Regions from separate parts of the Homo sapiens genome. Here region 1 is linked to region 2. The links are chromatin contacts, found by Hi-C in ENCODE. All regions are on one chromosome and are shown on one strand. The core of a region is the stretch at or near the end of the contact, and the rest is flanking DNA. Distances in the headings are between cores, read along the strand shown. Region 1 holds the start of TCFL5 (transcription factor like 5). Region 2 holds the start of OSBPL2 (oxysterol binding protein like 2).

Region 1 (2,875 bases), core at 371-2,870, 620 kb before region 2:
CTTCCTGAGTAGCTGGGATTACAGGCACATGCCACCACACCTGGCTAATTTTTTATATTTTTAGTAGACACGAGATTTCATCATGTTGGCCAAGCTGATCTCGAACTCCTGACCTCAAGGGATCTGCCCGCCTCGGCCTCCCAAAGTGCTGGGATTACAGGCGTGAGCCACCTCACCTGGCAATCATTACTTCTTAAAATGTCTTTCTCCCCATCCTTCCACCCCCAGGGGACTTCAAATCACACTGCTTGAAGCGGCCCCACAGCTCACTGATGCTCTGCTCACTCTCTTAGCCTTCCCTCTCTGTTTTACGTTAGACGACTTCTGTTGCCATGTCCTTGAGAGTTTTAAGTCCTTGCTTTCCTCCTTGGTAGTGTTTTCTGAAACCTGATGTTTTGCCCAAAACTGATATATTATTTTCATGTATACATGTGTGAGTTTAGATTTGCATGGCTGAGCTTTCATAGCCCATCGTTGAATCATTGTAATATATTGGTCTGTGTCTAAACTGTGATGAAATGAGCGAAAGATTCAGACCCGGCTTAGAAGACGATGTGCAAGTCACAGGCCTTTAAGTGTCCTAATGCCTAGACAGAGAACAGACAACCACTGAGTGAGATGGGAATGTGGGTGAGAGGTTAAGTACAGGAATTATTTCAAGATTGCAAAAATAAGTCTCTTAAAGACCACATATTGCATAGTTCCCTTAACAGGGAAGGCCCAGCCTAGGCAAACTCCTGGACACAGAAGATTAGTGGCTGCAGGCGGGGGAGGGGCAGTGTGCTGACTGCTACAGGAGACCGGTGGTGAATGCAGCGGTGGAGGCGGGCCCAGCGCTGGGAATGTACCACCACCGTCGCGCTGTGCATTTTTTTTTTTTTTTTGAGATGAAGTCTGGCTCTGTTGCCCAGGCTGGAGTGCAGTGGCAAGATCTCGACTCACTGCAACCTCCGCCTCCCGGGTTCAAGCGATTCTCCTGCCTCAGCCTCCCGAGTAGCTGGGATTACAGGCACGCACTACCACGTCCAGCTAATTTTTGTATTTTTAGTAGAGACGGGGTTTCACCATGTTGGCCAGGCTGGTCTCGATCTCCTGACCTCCTGATCCACCTGCCTCGGCCTCCCAAAGTACTGGGATTACAGGCATGAGCCACAGAACCCGGCCATGCGCTGCGCATTTTACGCGGATGAAGCGGATGGCCTGGGCACTGTGGACTGTGGGTCCAGGGAGCTGTTTTGACAACGTCTTCATTCCTGCCGCTGTAATGGGGCGCACGTGCACGCACGGACGTGGCTTCTCCCCAGGGTGTCACCGCGTAGGTATCACGCTGATTCCAGCGCAGCCGCCCTCGCCGGGCCTCAGCGGGGAGTGGCCGGGCAGCAGGGGCGTGGCTGGGAACCGGGCGTGGCCTGAGCTGGGGGCGTGGCCTAGCTGTGGGGGCGTGGCTGGGCCGTGGGGGCGGGCCCTCCGCGCAAGCATCCGCCGACGTGGGGCGGGGCCGGGCGTGCGGGCGGTTGGGCGGGGGCGGGGCCGGCGGCGGCGGGTAACGGAGGGGGCGGGGCTGGCGCAGGGGTGGGGTTGCCGTTGCGGGGCGGGGCGGCGCAGGCGCTGTGCGCGGCACTCAGCGGTTTTCCCTCCCCCAACGGCGCGCCGGCTGTGGCCGGCGCAGAGTAGTGCTCGGGCCGGGGGTCGCCTCCCGCCTCCCGCCTCCCGCCTCCCGCCGCCCGCCGCCCGCGTCGCCCTCGCCGCCGTTGGGCCGCGCCGCGCCGCCATGTCGGGCCCCGGACCGCGGGAGCCGCCGCCGGAGGCAGGCGCGGCAGGCGGCGAGGCGGCCGTCGAGGGCGCGGGCGGCGGGGACGCGGCGCTGGGCGAGCCGGGGCTGAGCTTCACGACCACCGACCTGAGCCTGGTGGAGATGACGGAGGTGGAGTACACGCAGCTGCAGCACATCCTCTGCTCGCACATGGAGGCGGCGGCTGACGGCGAGCTCGAGACGCGCCTCAACTCGGCGCTGCTGGCGGCGGCGGGCCCGGGCGCAGGCGCGGGCGGCTTCGCGGCGGGCGGTCAGGGGGGCGCGGCGCCCGTGTACCCCGTGCTGTGCCCGTCCGCGCTGGCGGCCGACGCGCCCTGCCTGGGCCACATCGACTTCCAGGAGCTGCGCATGATGCTGCTAAGCGAGGCGGGCGCGGCGGAGAAGACGTCGGGCGGCGGGGACGGAGCGAGGGCCCGGGCCGACGGCGCCGCCAAGGAGGGCGCGGGCGCGGCTGCGGCTGCGGCTGGACCCGACGGCGCGCCCGAGGCCCGGGCCAAGCCGGCCGTGCGCGTCCGCCTGGAGGACCGCTTCAACAGCATCCCCGCCGAGCCGCCGCCCGCGCCGCGCGGCCCCGAGCCCCCCGAGCCGGGCGGGGCGCTCAACAAGTGCGTGCCCGGCGGCCGGGGGCTGGCGGGGCCCGGGTGGAGGCCGAGGCCGGGGCCGGGGCCGGGGCGGAGGCAAAGGGGGCCCTCGCTGTGCACGCCCCCAGCCTGCCCTCCCGGCGGCACAGGGCGCGGACCTCACCGGGTCTGGGGCCGCCCCGAAAGGCTGTGTGCGCTGTGCGGGCCCCGGGGAGCAGGTACTTCCAGAAACTAAACACCCCCTCCCTCAGTGGCCCCGCCTGGAGTGGGGCCGAGCGCGCAGAATTCCTGGGAACCATGTGCTCCGGGTGGCACTCTTGGATGTCAGGGAAGCCTAGGAAGGCCCGACGGGGGTTTGCAGGCTTTGAGCTCTAAAATGAGGCTCCAGCCTGCAGCCGCCCCCTTGGCGACCCTCAGGGATGGCTGTGGAAGGGGCTGCGTCCGCAGTTTTCTGCTCATCCCAGCCTGTAGTTGCCCATCG
Region 2 (2,838 bases), core at 164-2,663:
TGGCAGTGAGTCAAGATCGCACCACTGCACTCCAGCCTGGGCAACAAAGCGAGACTCCATCTCAAAACATAAAACAAGAAAATGATCTCGTTTGCTTCTCTTATCAGCAAAGTGCTACATGTCCGGATGAAGGAGTTGAGGCTGACAGCCAGAAAAGAGGCCATGGGCACGAGTTAGGAAGGGCAGCAGGGACGGCCGTGGCTTCCCAGCATGTGGCCCCTGCACCAGTTCCGGGCTCCTCAACTCTCCGCTGTCCTCACCACACATCCAGCTGGTGGGAAGGCCGCACAGCACCCAGCCAGGCCCACAGCAGGCATTCGAGAAACGTCTATCCAACCAAACCGAATGGGACCCCTTCTCCAGGTGTTCCGGGCAGTCATCCCAAAGCTGCCGGAGCCAGGCTAGGCCAGGGCCTGTCCTAGAGGACGGTTCAGATAGAAACGCCCCTGGGAGGTGACCCTCACCCCAGGAGAGCCTGCAACACCCCGACACCCACTGCCTCGTCGCCGGTCCTCCCATGAAGCGGGGAGGCTGAGGTGCTGTGACGACCTAACAGTCTTGGTCTGGGCTTATAAACTTGGAAAGTCTAAAGACGTATTCTTCTGAGTACCAAAATATAACTGGCGAAAGAAGGAACCTCTTAAAATTACATTACCAAAGATAGGTTTTAGGTAGCAAGTTCTCAACCGTGTGTAGTCTGCTAAGATTTATAAATTAAAAACAAAAACAGAGCCCAGGGGAACGGACAAGGGCTCGCGGGCACCCTCCCCGGGACGACGTGCACACAGGCCTGCGGGACAAGAAGGCCAGGGTCGGAGTGGGACTGCGTCTCCCTGCCCTTCTTCCCGGCGGAACTCGCCCTCCTCACCTACAGGATCGCCCTAAATGCGCACGAAATCCTTCCCTGTTCCCGGTGAGGTGGTGAGAGAGGGCGAGGCCGCGAGCAGGTGCGCCCGTCCCCACTTCCTGCTCAGCGGGGCAGCAGGGGGGCTGGGGATCTCGGGGGGGCCGGGCCGGGGGTCCCGGGATCGCAGTTGCCGGGCGACCGCAGGGGGAAGGGTGCGGGGGCCGCGGGACCCAGGCCCAGGCCCCACGCCCGGCCGGAACTTTCCTCCCAAAGTTTCCCCGGGGCGCCAGGCTGCGGCCTAGGCCGGGCGCGCCTCCCAGTGGGGGTCGAGGCCGGGGCCGGGGCCGGGGCTGGAGGCGGCCTGCGGACCCGGGTCCTGCCCGGCCCGCCCTCCCCTCCCCGCCCCGGCTCCAGCCCCAGCCCGCGGCCCAGGCCCCGCAGCTCGCCGGGGTCCCGGGCCTTCGCGTGGCGGCGGCGGGGGCCACTCACCTGGACGCGGGTCCCTCGGTTGCCGGCCGAGCTCACTGCCGCCCCGCCCCCGCCCCGTAGGCCCGCGACCCACTGACACCGAGGCGGAAGTGCGGCCCGCCGCCTCGCCGACTGACAGCCCGCGCCCGCCACTCGCTGCGCCCGGCGCCGCCGCGTCGGCCGCTGCCTGCCCAATCAGCGCCCGGCCCGAGGCTCGCGCCGGGGGGTGGGACTATGCTAATCCCTTCGCGAAGGGCCTCTACCTGTGCCCCCTCAGAGCCCCGCCCACGCAGCGGAGTGACGGCAAGGACAGCCAGTCACAGCAGGAGAGAGGCGGGGTTATGCCGCCCCTGAGCCAAAAGGGGAGGGAGGCAAGGAGGAAAGGGCGTGGCTGCAGAGAGCAGAGTTGACAAACAGTGAGTCAGGTGGCCCGGGGCGTGGGTGCTCCGCCCTCAGGTGCACTGCGTCCTGGCGGCAGTGCGGGCCTGCGAGGCTACCCAAAGCCCTGGGGGCTTTTTCCTACAAATGCTGGGGACCGTGCGATAGCTGGGGCGTAGCTGCTTCCACTGTCCTACCAAATCCTGAATATCGTCCACCTCCTTTGCATGCCATTCACCGCCAACCAAAATCCAGCGCCAATTTACCCCTCCAGCTGCATCCCCGACCGTTTCACCACCATACTTAAAACCCTTTGGACTCCCACTGACCTACAGTGGCTCCAGGGTTAAGCCCAGAAGTTCTGGAATCAGACCTGGAGCTTGCATTCTTTACCAGCTGTGTGGATTTGGACAAATTAATTAACCTCTCTGAGTCTGTGATCACTCAGTTTCATCTGCAAACCAGGGTTCCCCTGTCAACATCTCATTGAAGTCATGGGTCTGGTTTGAGGTGAGTGGAGTGGCATAAACCAGGCTGGCTACATAGTCACAGCAGTTGGTTTAGGGGTCAGCCTGTGACCCAGTTCTAGCCAAAGAGGCTCAGTCCTGGGACTTTTGCTGTAGGGTCAGAGTTCAGACCGGAGGGGAGGCTGAAGTCAAATGACTCTCCCATCTGCCCACAGACCTCTCCAGAGCTGGGTTAGGTGAGAGAGGGAAGGGGCCAGTCTTCCACATCTCACTACCCGAGAACAGGGCTGCACGAGAATGAAGCCAGCCCAGAGGAAAGCCGGAGCAACCACGGCCGGGTCACGTGGACCCTGCTGCACCTCAGCAGGTCCTTTCCTTGACTTTTCAGTTACGTGAACCACATGCTTGTTTCTGCTTCAGCCCATTTGAGGTAAAGCCAAGAGTCCTGGGCTTCCTGTGGCCTTGAGAGCTCTGGCAGATGACCCGTGACCCCGCAGTGCGTCCTGCAGCAAAGCCAGCCCCCGTTGGGCCTCTGCACCCCCTCCTCAGGCCTTGTCTCCCCACTTCCAGGCTGCCCCTAGCAGGGCCATGGAGGCAGGGACAGGCCTTTGCCCCATCTGTGGCCCCGTGGCAGACGTGGGTACTCTCTATAAATTTCAGGGCATGAGTGAGCCAATG

Evidence for each region. A loop is a pair of places that touch in the nucleus more often than their neighbours do. Pooled maps may share reads with other maps.
Region 1: a loop to region 2 is called in a pooled map, with 17 times the contacts of the local background. The contact joins the promoter of TCFL5 here to the promoter of OSBPL2 in region 2. A Hi-C loop is called at or near these places in 10 of 50 pooled maps.

Annotation. Positions count from the first base shown.
Region 1 is chr20:62,860,567-62,863,441 of GRCh38, reverse strand. TCFL5 (transcription factor like 5) reads left to right here and starts at 1,620. Exons shown (of 6, transcript NM_006602.4): 1 at 1,620-2,418. The coding sequence starts at 1,772. It overlaps LOC105372717 (a long non-coding RNA gene), which reads right to left and starts at 2,007. Exons shown (of 4, transcript XR_936989.4): 1 at 1,901-2,007. RefSeq lists silencers at 1,212-1,311, 1,362-1,551, 2,052-2,201 and an enhancer at 1,173-1,827.
Region 2 is chr20:62,237,096-62,239,933 of GRCh38, reverse strand. It overlaps OSBPL2 (oxysterol binding protein like 2), which reads right to left and starts at 1,413. Exons shown (of 14, transcript NM_144498.4): 1 at 1,337-1,413. RefSeq lists an enhancer at 1-588 and a silencer at 1,286-1,685.